2 separate regions of the Homo sapiens genome follow, and region 1 is linked to region 2. The links are chromatin loops, found by intact Hi-C in ENCODE. Cell type or tissue: IMR-90. All regions are shown on one strand. Links, peaks and the distances in the headings refer to the core of each region. The heading gives the core; the rest is flanking DNA.

What was found. A loop is a pair of places that touch in the nucleus more often than their neighbours do. Peaks named below come from ENCODE experiments on the same cell type or tissue, not always from the same donor. Only the 100,000 strongest peaks of a DNase experiment are listed, where the experiment ranks them.
Region 1: a loop joins it to region 2, with 1.8 times the contacts of the local background. A loop is called at or near these places in 1 of 110 quality-filtered maps.

What each region holds. Positions count from the first base shown.
Region 1 is chr6:55,036,486-55,044,674 of GRCh38, forward strand. No RefSeq gene overlaps it. Among named protein-coding and RNA genes, the nearest start is that of HCRTR2, 130 kb to the right of the region's middle. In IMR-90, for the core only: no CTCF peak of the experiment used is centred there; a DNase peak (open chromatin) is centred at 3,866; H3K27ac peaks cover 145 bases.
Region 2 is chr6:54,889,292-54,897,480 of GRCh38, forward strand. The region is part of intron 2 of FAM83B (family with sequence similarity 83 member B); the gene reads left to right. Among named protein-coding and RNA genes, the nearest start is that of FAM83B, 47 kb to the left of the region's middle. In IMR-90, for the core only: no CTCF peak of the experiment used is centred there; a DNase peak (open chromatin) is centred at 3,760.

The DNA.
Region 1 (8,189 bases), core at 1,978-6,977, 150 kb after region 2:
CCATCAACTCATTATTTACATTAAGTATTTCTCGTAATGCTATCCCTCCTCCAGCCTCCCTCCCCCTAACAGGCCCTGGTGTGTGATGTTCCCCACCCTGTGTCCATGTGTTCTCATTGTTGAACTCCCACTTATGAGTGAGAATATGCAGTGTTTGATTTTCTCTCCTTGTGATAGTTGGCTTAGAATGATGGTTTCCAGCTTCAACCATGTCCCTGCAAAAGACATGAACTCATCCTTTTTTATGGCTGCATAATATTCCATGGTGCATATATGCCGCATTTTCTTTATCCAGTCTATCATTGATGGACATTTGGATTGGTTCCAAGTCTTTGCTATTGTGAATAGTGCCACAATAAACATATGTGTGCATATGTCTTTACAGTAGCATGATTTATAATCCTTTGGGTATATACTCAGTAATGGGATCAGTGGGTCAAATGGTATTTCTAGTTCTAGATCCTTGAGGAATCGCTACACTGTCTTCCACAATGGCTGAACTAATTTACACTTCCACCAACCCTGTAAAATTTTTCCTGTTCCTCCACATACTCTCCAGCATCTGTTGTTTCCTGACTTTTTAATGATCGCCATTCTAACTGGCGTGAGACGGTATCTCATTGTGGTTTTGATTTGCATTTCTCTGATGACCAGTGATGATGAGTATTTTTTCATGTGTCTGTTGGCTGCATAAATGTCTTCTTTTGAGAAGTGTCTGTTCATATACTTTGCCTACTTTTTGATGGGGTTGTTTGCTTTTTTCTTGTAAATTTGTTTAAGCTCCTTGCAGATTCTGGATAGTAGCCCTTTGTCAGATGAGTAGGTTGTGAAAATATTTTCCCATTCTGTAGGTTGACTGTTCACTCTGATGATAGTTTCTTTTGCTGTGCAGAAGCTCTTTAGTTAAATTAGATCCCCCATTTGTCAATTTTGGCTTTTGTTGCCATTGCTTTTGGTGTTTTAGTCATGAAGTCTTTGCCCATGTCTGTGTCCTGAATGGTATTGCCTAGGTTTTCTTCTAGGGCTTTTATGGTTTTAGGTCTTACATTTAGGTCTTTACTCCATCTTGAGTTAATTTTTGTATAAAGAGTTAATATTTGGTATCAATTTTAATATGTGATATATAATATCAACATTTCATTTACATTTTTTCTTAATTATTTAATAATGGCATTGGTAACATTATGGAAGGGAGATATATCTTTAAATGCTCATTTTAATCCATGCTGTTGCTAAGTCTTATATACATTACCCACATTACCAAATTTTCTTCATTTTATTTCTATTAAGAGTATCTTTAATATTCTACATATATGTGCAGCAGCTTCATTTTCAAATTCTCTTATTAATTTTCTTTTTTATTAACAAAATATCTTTAATATTCTTTTTTCTCTATATATTTGTAAACGAATATGTCTCTTCCAAATTTTATATCAAAAATTTATCTTTCTGATTGCATAGATTAAAAGTATCAAAACGAAATAAGCATCATGTAAAATGTTGTTCAGTTTCAAAATAACTGAGCATCATGTGAATGTCTTGAATATTTTCTGTTCCTGTGTCTTCTTTACTACTTTCTTTTCTATTAGATGAATATTCTCTAGTGTAGCATTTTAATTCCTTTAATAATTATATTTTTAAAATTATTTTCTTAGTGGTTTCTCTAGGGTTTACAATAATAATCTTAACTTATCTATATCTACCTCAGCACCATATTAACATAATCTAGTGATACGTAGAAACTTTGCTTCTATATAGTTTCAATTGCTTATTATTTTTATGCTTTGTTATTAGTGATTAACAGAAAACCAAAGATGTTCAAAGTCCTTCAAATCTGGCAGTATTCTATTGCTAAACTCTATAGGATTTGTAGAATTTTATTTTATTTTTTTTCAGATGGAGTCTTGCTCTGTCACCCATGCTGGAGGGCAGTGGCGCGATCTCGGCTCACTGCAAGTTCCGCCTCCCGGGTTCAAGCCATTCTCCGCCTCAGCCTCCCAAGTAGCTGGGACTACAGGCGCCTGCCACCAAGCCCAGCTAATTTTTTGGTATTTTTAGTGGAGATGTGGTTTCACCATGTTAGCCAGGATGGTCTTGATCTCCTGACCTTGTAATCCGCCTGCCTCGGCCTCCCAAAGTGCTGGGATTACAAGTGTGCGCCACTGCACCGGGCCAGCAAAGGACTTTTAAGAATTTTTTCTGCCTTACCTTGTTGAAAATCTGAAGTTTTTCTATATTTCTACATTTAATAATAAGTCTGATGTTCAAATAATCTCGTCAGAAATCTTCTTTCTTTGGCATTGACTTCATTCTCAAGTAGGACATCAACCAGTATCTTCAGGCTTGCAAAAAAACAATTTATTATCTCTGTGGGGGGGTGGGGGGGAGTCCCCAATAGGTCCAGTTGAGGTCCCTGCATCTGTGGTTTTTGTCCTAGATTAGGTTATATGAACATCTTAGAACCAACATTGGAGCCAGGAAAATGAATTGCTCTGAGTGACCTGGTTGGGAACATGTTACCCAACTGAACTCAGGTGTGCCTGCTCAAGGCAGTAAAGCCAAACATGGTCATTGGTATTGAAGTGACAGAAACTGAGACATTTATTGGAGAGCACCAAGTAAGGAGAGTTGGACAGATAATGTTTAAGACCCAAACTCCCATATGGCTTATAAGATAAGGGCTTTTAAAGATTGAGAGGCAGAGGTTATGGGCAAAGTTATAAGTCAACATAGAGGGGCTACACGTTGTTTTGACCTAAAGTGGGAGACATCTCAAAGCGAGGAACCACAGGTCCACAAGTTATAGGTGGATTTAGATTTTTTGATTTGAGATTGGTTACGGAAGTGAAACTTTGTCTAAAAATTTGGAATTAGCAGAAGATAAAGTTTGCTCTGGCTCATGAGAGTGACTTTTTTGGGCCTCCACAGGAAGAAATTTAGAACAAAGGAAAGTGGTCAGAGTTTAGTCTTCATCTCTCTCTTATTTGAGGTCTATGTGTCAACACATAAAGACATAAACCTCCTTATCTGAGATATATGTTTGGTGGGGGTCTGGGTTTTTTGAAAAACAGCTCAGGGACGTATGTTAAGATGTTATCTTCAGTTTTTATAGGGAATTATTCTTGTGACTCTGTTATATTTTGGCTATTATTTTAAGCTACTGTTATCTTTTTGTTATTTATTTTGTGGGGCTTGCTAGGTGTCTGGAATTTCCTTTGAAAAAATTCGAGATTTTTTTTTTTTTAATTTTCGTGTTTGGGAGGGGATACCTAGCACCTTCCTAAGAGGGGTCCCTGTTTCATTTCAATGTCTACCATAATTGTGGATTAGGAGTGGTGCAAGCTCTCTGAATTACGGGGGTTAAGAACAGGAAGAAATGCTTTCCCCAAAAATTGGAATTATTACTTACATGAAGAATGAATGAGTCCTTGTAAGACAAAATCAACAGATGTGATCTATGTATAAGCTTATATTATTATTTAATACATAAACCAGGAAACTTTTGAGGGTGAAAGTTTTAACAAAAACTATTTTTTAAGAGGCATTAGTCATCAAAATAAGTGAGTCTTAAACTTATACTGACTTGTAAAACAGAAGAACTAGATGAAACTGACATACAACACAAACTAAATTCCAATTGAACATCAACAGTTCAGACCCATATATTCCAAGTTAAAATAAAAGAGAAACTGATATAACAGGACTTAACGTGTTCCAAAGCCCACTGACTGGTTGAGCAACTTCAGTAGTTTACAAATTCTCACCAATCTCTGCTAGATCTTCTTTACTAACTTTTTCCCTAAAACCACTCTATATGACTAACTTCAACCTTCAAATTCCCTAAAACCACTCTATATGACTAACTGCAACCTCAAATTCCTCTTTTGAGACACTTCTGAGACTCTGCCAAAGCAGTGCTCTCCTATGTTCAACACATTTAATAAATTCGGCTTCATATGGTCAACAGCTTTCACTAATGGTCTTTGTAAGGAGACTTCATGATGCCCAGGAAAGTGCCTAGACTTTTAAAGTGAAAACATGGAGTTTGGTGTGGCTGAAGCTGAGTGAATAAGAAGGAGTATAGTGGGAAATAACGTGAGAAGGTAAGAGGTGCACACCATGGAAAGCCTTATTGGCCATTTTAAGGATTGATGTTATTGTAAGTGAAAAGTGAGTCACTGAAAGATTTTGAGAAGAGAAATGATATGCATTTACTTCATGTCAAAGGTCTTGCTCTAGCTGTTGAGCTAGGAATAGAATATAGGAGGACAAAGGTGGAAGAAAGTTGGCCAGTTAAAAAGCTATTGAAATAATCAAGGCAAGAGATAGTGATAGATCAGCTAATGTCATAGCAGTAGAGACAGTGCAAAAATATCAGACTTTGGGTATATTTTCTAAGTGTGGACCAGTGCGATTTACTAATGAGCTAGATGTGGGAATAAGAGAAAAAGAAGAGTCAGGGATGATTCCAAAGTTTATGACCACAGCAACTAGAAGGATAAAATTGCCACTTCCTTCTTGGAAAAGACTGGCACATTACAGGCTTGTGAGAGAATTTGAGTAAATTGGTTTTGGACATTACTATGGGAAGAATTGTGGTCTTCTCAAAATTCATGTTGTGAACACCTAGCTCCCCACATAAATTGTAAGTTTACGTGGATATAGGGCCTTGAAAGAGATAATTTAGTTAAAATGAAGTGATTGGGATGGGCCCTAATCCAATGACTGGTGTCATAGATGAGGATATTAGGACACAGACACACACACAGAGAAGGCAGCCATCTACAAGCCAAAAAGAGAGGTCTCAGAAGAAACCAACCCTACTGATACCTTGATCTTGAATTTCTAGTTTCCAGAATTGTGAGAAAAATGAATTTCTATTGTTTAATCCACCCAGATTGTGTTGCTTTATTATGGCAGCCCTAGCAAACTTGGGAGTCATTGTCATACAGAGGGTATTTAAGGATATTAAACTGGGTGAGGTTACAAGGAGAATGACTGCAGATAAAGAATAGAAGGTATCCAAGAAACAAGCCCTGCAAAATTTCACTTTTAGAGGCTGGAGATAAGAACAAAAATGTCTCAACAAAAGAAACTGTGAAAGAGTGACCAGTCAGGAAATTAACAGATTGAAATATCCTGGAAACCAAGTCAAGAAATTGTTTTCTATACAAAGGAGTAATTAATTAATTGTTTTAAATGCCCCTGATTGTGCAACAGGTTGAAGATTGTGAATTTTTAATTATATTCAGAAATGTGGAGATCATCGGTGACACTATCAAGGAAACTTTGATGAAATAGGAGAGGAAGTAAAAGTCTAATTAAAATAGATTTAAAGTGGAGAATGAGAGATGTGGAATTGAGACTAATTTATCTTTTTGTTTTATTATGTGCCTAGCACAGAAGTCTCATTGAATCTATATATTAGATCTTTTAAAAATAAATGTTTTTATCTGATTTCCAAATCTGCAAAGCTGAAGCACAGAGCCTTCATGGAAGTGATCTTTTAAAATACCTTGAGAAGTTCCCTGCTGAGTTTCTCAGAAACCTTTCAAAACATTAGTCATGACATGCTTTTATAGAGAAATTTACTTGTAGAGTAGCATCCCTATCAATAATGTAATATCAGAATGTGCTTCAAATTTTGTTTACTATAAAGAAGTAATAACTTCTTTAGGTAATTATTTGCTGTTTTTCATTTGATACTTTAATGGATTTCCTCAGAGCACAAATAAATTACATTAAATAATTTCAACTGAAGAATTGGTTATATAAATTAGATTTACTAGTAAATCCTATTAATATGCCTTTTTATATCAAGACATAAAGGCATTGTTTTAGAGATACAGACTTTCAAGAGAATGAAAACATTATCTAATGCCATATGGAACTTTTCTGTAACCTAGTAGCTTTAACTACATTAGGTTGTATCTGTTGGTTATTTAGTACATTTTAATAGCAATCTGAATAGTGACATTTTGGTTAATGCAATTTTCAGCTGATAACAAGTGGGTATTCTGTGGTTTATTTTTAAACTTTTTTCTTAGACGTTATTAACTCATTATTAAAAACACTTTATTTTGTAAATAAACATAGTACACATATATATTTAGGAGGTACATAAGTGATATTTTGATATATACAATGTGCAGTGACCAAATCAGGGCAATATGCATATCTGGCACCTAAAATAGTAATCATTTCTTTGCGTTGGGAACATTCAATATCCTCTCTTCTAGCTATCTGAAAATATATAATAAATTATTGTTAACTATAGTCAGCCTCTAGTGCTATAGAACACTAGAACTTATTCCTCCTATCTAATTGTAATTTTATATTCCTTAACAGATCTATCCCTACCCTATCCTCAGTCCCACTTTCTCAGTCTCTAGTAAACATTAGTCTACTGCTTACTTCTGTGAGAGCAACATTTTTAGCTTCTGCATATGAGTGAGAACGTGGCTTTCTCACTTTCTGTTTCTAGCTTATTTTACTTAACATAATGATCTCCAGGTTCATCCATGTTGCTGTGTATTTCATTCTTCCCCACGGCTAAATAGTATTCTATTGTGCATATATGCCATATTGTCTTTATCCATTCATCTGTTGATGGACGCAGGTTGATTCCATATCTTAGCTATTGTGAGTTGTGCTGTAACAAACATGGGAGTGCAGATATCTCTTCAATACACTGATTTCCTTTTCTTTGGATATACACCCAGTAGTAGAATTGCTGGACCATATGATAGTTCTAGTTGTAGGTTTTTGAGGAAATTCCATATCATTCTCCATAATGGCTGTACCAGTTTACATTCCCTCCAATAGTATGTAAGAGTTCCTTTTTCTCCACATTCTCACTACCATTTTGTTGTTGTTGTTGTTGTTTTGTTTTGTTTTGTCTTTTTGGTAATAGCCATTTTAACTGGAGTGAGATGATATCTCATTGTGGTTTTGTTTGCATTTCCCTGAATGAAATGTTGTTAGGCATTTAAAAGATAAATTTGTTGTCCATTTGTATGTCTTCTTTTGAGAAATGTCTTCTCAGATTGTTTGTTCATTTTTAACTGAATTATTTGTGTGTTTGTTTGTTTTGCTGTTGAGTTGCTTGTGTTTCTTGTATATTCTGGATATTAATTCCTTGTTGGATAAAAAGTTTGTAAATATTTTCTCCCGTCCTTAAGTTGTCTTTTCATTCTGTTGATTTTTTCTTTTGGTGTGCAGAAACCTTTTAGTTTGATACAATTTCATTTGTCTATAAAATTAATACTTAAGAGACGATTGCAAACTAAAGACGTTTCTAATATTTAAGAGCAAAAAGAGGCTATATGGTAGATGTTATTAATGTATCTTCACATTTATTCATACATTAAACATGTTTTTGTAGGTTCCTCTTTTGGGCCCTATATTATGCTGGCTATTGTAAATAAATAGGCTAAGCAAACAGGCATGGTCCCTACCTCACAGACCGTGTAATCTAATGGACGAGAAGACTAACAAATAACCAAACAATACATAATTAAAGTTTGTGATAAGCTCTACCATAGTGATAATATTAGGAGTATAATTCCTAAGGTCAAATAATAAAAATGTAATTGCTACTTGGGAAACATTTTATGAGAGAAACTATAAAAAGACTTCAGTGGTCTATAGAATGTAAAGGAAAATACTTTAGATGGCACGATCAAGAAAAATCAGAGATGATAATTAATTTGAGATATGGATGATAAGAGGAAACCCTCTAAGCAAAGAGTGGAAGACAGAGTGCTCCTAGCAAAGTCTTGAGTTAAAAAAGAGATTAGAAGCTGAAAAAGAACAGGAGCTCTCACTCACTAAGAGTGAGAGCTCAGTGGTTTGAAGTAAAATTATAAAGACAGGGAGAAAGATCATCTTTTTTGGCCTTGTAGGATTTCATGCTAATCCCAATGGGAGACCTTCTAAAGGTTTTAAACAAAGAAAAATAATGTTTTAGAAAGGTCACTCTGCTTTCTGTGTGAAAAATGAATCAGAAAAGTACAGTCAAGGAGACTGGCTGGAAGGCTCCAGAAATATTCTAAAGTAAGAAAGGGATTGTGTGGAAGAAATGGTTGTAGAAGTAAGTAGTGGACTGAGCAAATATTGGAAATAGAATTAAATGGACTTACTGATAAATTAGATATAGGAGATGTGGCAGTACACTTCCATAGGAATTA
Region 2 (8,189 bases), core at 1,499-6,498:
ACCATCCTGCATTTTGTTTTTTCTTCCCATGTCTTACTTTCCCAACATTTATTTATGCAGTGCACATAAAGAAACATGATTTTAACCATTATCCCAATGAAGTGTTGTCTATTTAAGCTACATACGATAAATCCCTGTGTTTAAAATAACACTACCGCAGAGTATTGGTTCCAGGACGCCCACACCCCTTCCTGTACCAATGCGGGATACCAAAATCCATGAATAGGCCTTTATATAAAATGACATGGTATTTGCATATAACCTACATACATCTTCCTGAATACTTTAAATCATCTCTAGATTGTTTATACTACCTAGTACAAAGCAAGTGCTGTGTAAATATTGCTATACTGTGTATCCAAAATTTGTATTTTTTTAATTGCTGTTTTTTAAATCAAATATTTTCTGGAAACAGAATCATGGACAGAGTGCTGACTATATACATATGAGGATATATGTGTAGACTTTTCATTTTCTTCATAAACTTAGAGAATGAACTCCAAGTTGTTGATACACACTTACAAATGGTTGACTCTATTGGAAACATAATAGAGTTTAAGTACTCATGGCTTTAAAGCCTTAAAAAATTAGTTATGGGTGTGTATTTCTAAAATGGGATTATAAATATCCTACAAACATACATAATTTAGTAGTGAAGTTTTTGATACTTATAAGTTTTACATTTTAACCATTTATGTTAAACTTGTTTAAAAAATATATATAGTCATGATCTATTCAAAACATGAAAAGAACAGCCATAAATAAAACCAAATACAAGAATTTTATTGCATCATATTCTTTACAGCTATTCTAGAAAATAATTGTATTGTAGAACACATAGGTTTGGAAAATGTAATGTCAAAACTTTTTTGAGTATATGTTCATTTAATCTGATTTTCAAAATTATTTGACACATTGAAATAAGAAATGTTTTATTGAACCAAGTACACCAACCTTTTGCTAAGTTACATTTTCATAATTTATTTCAATTCTTAACAACCCAAGTTGAAAAATTGTGCAGCTAATTCCCAAAATAAAAGATTGCCTTGTCATCTGCCTTTTTCTATTTTTGTAAAACTGGACCAATTCTCATTCAATCAACACAGTTTTTAGGATTTATTTACGTAGTTTCACAATAGTAAAATTCCTGGAGCTCAAAGTTATAGATTTCCCAAAGCTTAGTTTCATGTTAACTTGTATGTCCATATTATTTTATTTTTAAGGGTGAGATCAAAGAAATTAAGAGTCCAAACAATTATTTTAACATAATAGTACAGGAAATGTGACCAAAGAATGCACTCATCAGTTACACATGTGAAATATCTCAACTTCAAAAGCAGAAAAAGTCCATTCCCTGCCCTCCCCTCATCTTCCCCCACCACCTGCCACCATAAGAATTCTATAGATTACTGTAACCTGTGTATCACTGCATTCAATTTATGTAATCAGTGAGAAGAAACAGTGATAAGATCAGTTTAAAAATTTACACATTTATCATGTGCATTAATGTTTTAAACTCAACTGAACCTTTTTGTTCTCTTTCCCTCAACAAATCCCTGTGTTTAATAGGGGACATTCAGAGTGAATTTTAAACTTCCTGTCTTCCCAGTCTCAAAAGCCTAATCTCAGCTACCATTACTTCTAATTTGCTTTCTTCAGAGAGAAAAAAAAAAATAAAGTTGTGATCTTGAGCCTCCTGCGATTCCATTTAATTTTTATACCTTTAATTTGTATTTATGGTTACTTCTCCTCTGTGTTCCATCATGACAGTCCTCTAGAGTGAGTTGCTTGCTTCCCTGCTGCTAGTGTCTCAGGTTATTATTCCTTTTTCTTGCCTTTTAACCATTAAACATTTGAAAGAAGTAGTTTCCATAAAGGGCTCTACTTCCTTACTTTTTCCTCCCAGCCCTGCAGTCTGAATTTTGCTTTCCTTCCTCTCCTAACCTGTGTCTCATAGGCTACTGTCGTCCACATGACCAAGACATGCCTGCAACCTTGTAATATCCTTTAGTCTCTTCCACTCCTCTGTAAGTAGTTTGCCTTTAATTCTCTTACCATTGGTTTCTGTGTTATTTCTCTTTTTGTTCTTTCCCTGTCTCTTCAACTGTTGTTTCTTGATTTTCTTTGCTCTTTCCATCTGTTGAAAGTGAATGTTTTAAAGACTTTTAGCTTTGGGTCTGTTCTCTCTCCACATTTTATTTCTTACTGCTGCTTTCTACCTTCATACTTTGGCACTATTGCTATTTACAACCTGATGTGGCCTGTCTTCTGAACATTAGCCTATGTGATTCTAGCTGGTGGTCCAGCATATTTACCTGTGGCCCACTGGCCTATCAAATGCAGCATGTCCAAAATAGTAGCTAGAAGAATGGAAAACTCACTACACTTTTTCTCATCCTCTCTCTCTGTTAAAGGCATCATCACATTCCTAGATGCCAAGACTACAGTATCTTGGAATCACATAATGATTCATTCCTCTCTCATTGTATACCTTCACTTTTGTCATCAGGCACTGGGTTTTGTTTCTTTTTTTTCTTTTTCTTAAAATAGAGATGGGTTCTCGTTATGTTGTCCAGGCTGGTCTAGAACTCCTGAACTCAAGTGATCCTACTACCTCAGCCTCCCAAAGTACCAGGATTATAGGTATGAGCCAGCACACCTGGCCACAGGCACTGGGTCTTGGAAATTGCCATGTCTACCTCCTTCTAATGCTCTCCATTGCTACCATCCATGTTCTGCCCTCTACATTTGGTAATTACTTGCAACAGTCCCCTTAACTTATCTTGCTAATGAACATTTCTGCTTTCTCCCGTATTCCTGTAGCCACTTGCCTGAATGATCACTGATAATGTCATTCTTTTCTAAATATAAATCTCTGTGTCTTTGCATTCTGCAAGTGCCAAAGAAGCCCTCACTTCATCCAACAACCTGCCTTTCTAGATTTAACATGCTCCTTTTTTTCTGCCTCTGAATCTTTTTTTTTTTTAACTTTCATTTTAAGTTCAGGGATACATGTGCAGGTTTGTTATATAAATAAAATCATGTCACGGGGGCTTGTTGTACAGATCATTTCATCACCCAGGTATTAAGCCTAGTACTCAGTTATTTTTCCTGATCCTCTCCCTCCTCCCACCCTCTACTCTCCAATAGGCCCCAGTGTCTGTTGTTCCTCTCTATATGTCCATGTGTTCTCATCATTTAGCTCCCACTTATAAGTGAGAACATGTGGTATTTAGTTTTCTGTTTCTGTGTTAGTTTGCTGAGGATAATGGCCTCCTCCATCCCTGTTCCTGCAAAGGACATGGTCTTATTCTTATTATGGCTGCCTCTGAATCTTTCCTTTCCCTTTTTTCTTCCAAAAATACTCTTCTCCATCTCCTCCTATTAATATTATATACATAAATATATATATTGTATATATTGTATATATATTTATATTTTAAACACCAAATTTAAATGTTACATGTGATAATTTTAAAATACATTTACAACACTTCAACAATCCTCCCTCCAAAAGGTGGAGCCAATTGTCTCCCTCTTAAGTGCGGATGGGGCTTAGTACCTCCCTTCTAATGAGTAGAACATAGCAGAAGTGATGGCATGAATCATGGGTTATAAAGGCATCATGATTCCCCCTTGCTTTCTTCTGGATTATCCACTCTATGGGAACCCAGCTGCTGTGTCATGAGATGACTCAGCAGGTTATATAGAGGCTGTTGGGGTGAGGAGCTGAGTCCTCCCACCAACAACTGTGTGAGTAAACCATCTTGGAAACAGATACTCTTTCCCAGTCAACTTTAGATGACTGCAGCTTTGATTCACAAGTGACTCTGAATCAGCACTGCCCAGTCAAGTTCCTCTCAGGTTCCTCACCCACATAAACTGTGAGATTATAAGTGTGGTTGTAAGCCACTAAATGTTGGGAACAATTTGTTATGCAGCAATAGATAACTAATACAGTATATTTTCGAGGAGATCTAGTCTCTATTAGTAAGATAATATTTCTCCTGAGAATTTTTTATTTATACCATCAACCTGTTCCTTGTCACAGTCTATTCATATTGTGGTTATTTGTTAATACATTTTATAATTTTGTGTATTAGGGCAAATTTTTCCAAGTCTATACTATTTAATGAAACATGTAAATACATAAAAGCTCAAAATATGAACCAAAGTTCTGGTTATCTGTTTAGTATCTTAATACTTCATATTTTGGGAAATTTCTAGGTATAAATGTTTATCATCACCAGGTGGTTCTTAAATGGCATCCTCATCTTAAGCTTCACATTTCTGATTATGCTGTATGTCCAACATACATGAACCAATTAAAGAATTACGATTCTACTACATTAAGTTGTATATACAGCCAGTATCTAAATCTAAATTCAGATACATGAATATATATCTATATGTGTATAGTTAAGCATAGATATATATAGATAGAGAGGGGAAATGATTCTTTTTTTACAAGAACCTTCTTAAGTTTAGTGCCAAGGAGTTTCCTTTGATAATATTTATATGCAGAGAAATATAAAAGGGGCCTCCAATGAGTAATTTATAGTGCACATGTATGTATGTGTGAGGTCTCAATATTTATTACTGTAGCCATTCTACTTCTGTCCATTTTGGAAATGATTTGACATTCTAATCACTTGAAGTGTTATAGGTGATAAAAGATCACTGGTTTCTTCTCACCTTATTTTAACCCGAGTCAGTATGTTTTATTATGGTCAAAGATCAACACTCTTCATTATTCCATGAAGTAAACTGTGTTCCTTTCCACTAGGTCCTTTATATTTTTCTGTAGAGGCTTAACTTAAGGATGAGGGAGAAGGGTTCTTTCAAAGCTTATATTTAAGTATGTCTTTTGTGCTTTCATCACATAAATGCTGTATATGGGTAACCATTGGCCTTCAGGGATTGTAGTGTCCATTGATTTAAGTGGTTCTTGCAAGTGCTCTGTATCTGAATTCAGGAAGCAGTGAATCTGGCAAGAATTTACAAACTTAAGTCCTAGGAACTTTTTTTTTTTCCCTGACAGAATTTGGTAAGATGGTACATTGGTCTATGTGGATTCTGATGAATCTCTTGATTTTGTTTAGGATGATAGTCTCATAGGTAAATTGGGGAAATATGATACGCATTCTGTAACTTAACATATTTGTGTGATGTCTGCTAAGAAAATGCACACTCATGCCATACAAAATGTACAAATAAGTCTAGTTTATGCAGGTATCTTATACTTGAGAGAACACAGTTGAAGAGATTTTAATTAAGAATCTATGCCATCTTAGGGAACCTAAGAAGTAGAACTCCACAGGGGTTTGGCCTCAACCATCTGGTGTTTAACAAATTTTGATTTTTACTGGAATAGAATACAAAGCCTGCTACTTAAGTTTTTTTGTGTAGTTGATGACATATTGGAAAGGGTAACAGGCCCTTAGAATTTAGAATTCAAATACAAAATGGCTTCTTTGGTCAGAAAACTTAGAAGCAGGGACAAATCTGATATTGTGGTTTTTGAAAAGACACTGTGAGACAGCTTAGGGCAGTGGTTGAGAGCATGAACTCGGGATCCAGACTGCCTGGCTTTGAATCTCAGCTCTACCACTTAGCTTTTACAGTGTCTTATGTATGATGCTACACATGCCTCAAAGAGTCTTTCATTTGATCTTTGAAAACATTGTGGGTAAGGTATTATGTTCCCATTGTTCACATAGAGACTGAGATTTCAAGAGGTTAAGTAATTTGACCAAGGTCAGCAGCTGAATCCAAGACTGACACCTAAGTCTCTGACTGCAAAGCCTAGGTCTTAACTCATGCATTACCAGTGGTGTTAAAAGTACTGTATTGTGTAGATTCTGTAACTCAGAAAGGATGTGGGGAAACAACATCCAAAACTGTATCAGTGAGAAAAACATTACAAAGAGATATTGAAGAAATGATTACTATTGAGTATGAAGAGAACAAATTTGGTTTACCTAGAAAAGCCATAGTCTTGGAAAGGTCTTGGGACAGATTCAATAGCATTTCAAGGTCTCCTCAGTCTTTATTATTTTAGCCTTGCATAAAATTCTATTATACCTCCGTGGGACTTGTACATTTATTTTCATAAGATATGTAGTGTCTTTTTCATATCCTCAGGTAGATGTGCCAATTTGTGCTTCTGATTTTTACTACTTTTTAAACTTTTTAAGCAGTATCTTTTAAGCAATATTACTTTTACAAGCAATATCTATTCAAACTCAGTTATTGCACCACAGTTTTAATACACATTTACATATCAAGCATCATATATTCTGGAACTGAATATGTGAAGTTGACATTCATAGTTTTTATATTTTATGTAGTATGTATGTTGTATGTAATGATTGTTTTTGTTGAGAGGGACTTCTACTGAATTAGGGAAAAATGGGTTCTGAAACTAGTAACCAGTAACATGGCATAGGTTTGTTTTGTTTTGTTTTGAGATGGCGTCTCGCTCTGTTACCCAGGCTGGAGTGCAGTGGGGTGATCTTGGCTCACTGCAACCTCCGCCTCCCAGGTTCAAGTGATTCTCCTGCCTCAGCCTCCTGAGTAGCTGTGATTACCTTTTTGTTTTGTTTTGTTTTTTAGATGGAGTCTTGCTCTATCACCCAAGCTGGAGTGCAGTGGCATTATCTCAGCTCACTGTAACCTCCACCTCTGCCTCCTGGGTTCAAGCTGTTCTCCTGCCTCAGCATCCCTGGTAGCTGGGATTACTGGGCCATGCCACCATGCCCAGCTAATTTTTGTATTTTTAGTAGAGACAGGGTTTCACCATGTTGGCCTGGCTGGTCTCAAACTCCTGACCTCGTGATCCCCCCTGCTTGGCCTCCCAAAGTGCTGGGATTACAGGTGTGAGCCACCGTGCCTGGCAACATGGCATAGGTTTAAAACAAACAAAGGAAAAAAATACAACCATTGATAAAATATCTCATCAACTGATTATACCAAAAGCATAATCTTAACATTCTACCTTTCTGGATTTGGCTACCTTGTAGCATCCATCTCGAATGATGCAAAAAACAAGAAATGAACAAATTATCCACTGAGCAGCCAAAACAGACATGCAAAGCTTGTTGGTAGAAGAAGCCTCCTGGTCCTACCTCAGAGCTCATTTACCCTTGTTTTATACATAATTCAAAGTTCTCTGATCTTCTTTCCACACCCACATCAGATTATAAGTATGAAATTGGAACACAAGAGGCCAGTCCACACTGATAAGAGAAGGAAGGGTTAGCTTGACGTCTAAAAGGAAAACAAGAAAGAGAAATACTGTTAAGAAGCGTACAAAAGAATACCATAAACACAGCAGCATAAAGCAAAAGAATATGGCCACTGCCACTCTCAATAGCCTTTAAAATTGTCAATGTCTCAGAGTATTTTTAAATAATACTAAATTTAAATTATGTTCTGGACACTATTTCTGAGAAGTCAGGAAAGTATCTTCTATATTTAATAGTATTTTCCATTTAAAGTTGACAGAAGGAAAACAACAAAGATAATTTTGTACTTAAAGAAGTCACATTTCTACAACTGTCAGGAAAACTTTAGCCACAATCTTTGGAAGGAAGTTATTTAACAAAAATCAATTATATTTGTTGAAAAATAAACATAATTGAATATTATAGTTAAGTCTAGATTCTTAGAGGTCATACTGTAACAGTAAGAATGCACAATACTATGAAAATACATTTGACACCATCCTGTTAGTATTTAGCTAGAGTTTGTTTCTGTCTTGACTTCCCTGGAGTCCTCCTTTTTATCATTACTGTTAATATTATTGTCACTGCCAAATTTCTTCCCTTGTCCTCTCTCTGAGACCCTTTAGGCCACTCTCACAACAAACCTGGGGACAGCTTTACCAGCTAATACTGCTGCTACACTGGTATGGCAGTAACCCATGTTGTGATCTAAAAAAAAAAAACCATCTGGACAGTGGGGAAATCACATATGGGAAACAGTCATGGGCACAATGATTAATCTAAAACAATATATATAATCTCCTTGCTGATAATGAAAGTCTTGATTGCATTGTTATGTATTCTCAGTAGTTTAAATGTTACAAATAGGAAAGCCTTAAATGAGGTTAAAATTTCTGACATTTACTTATATATCATTTTATTCTCTATAAATAGAATATAGGAAATAAGGCCCTAAAATTTTTT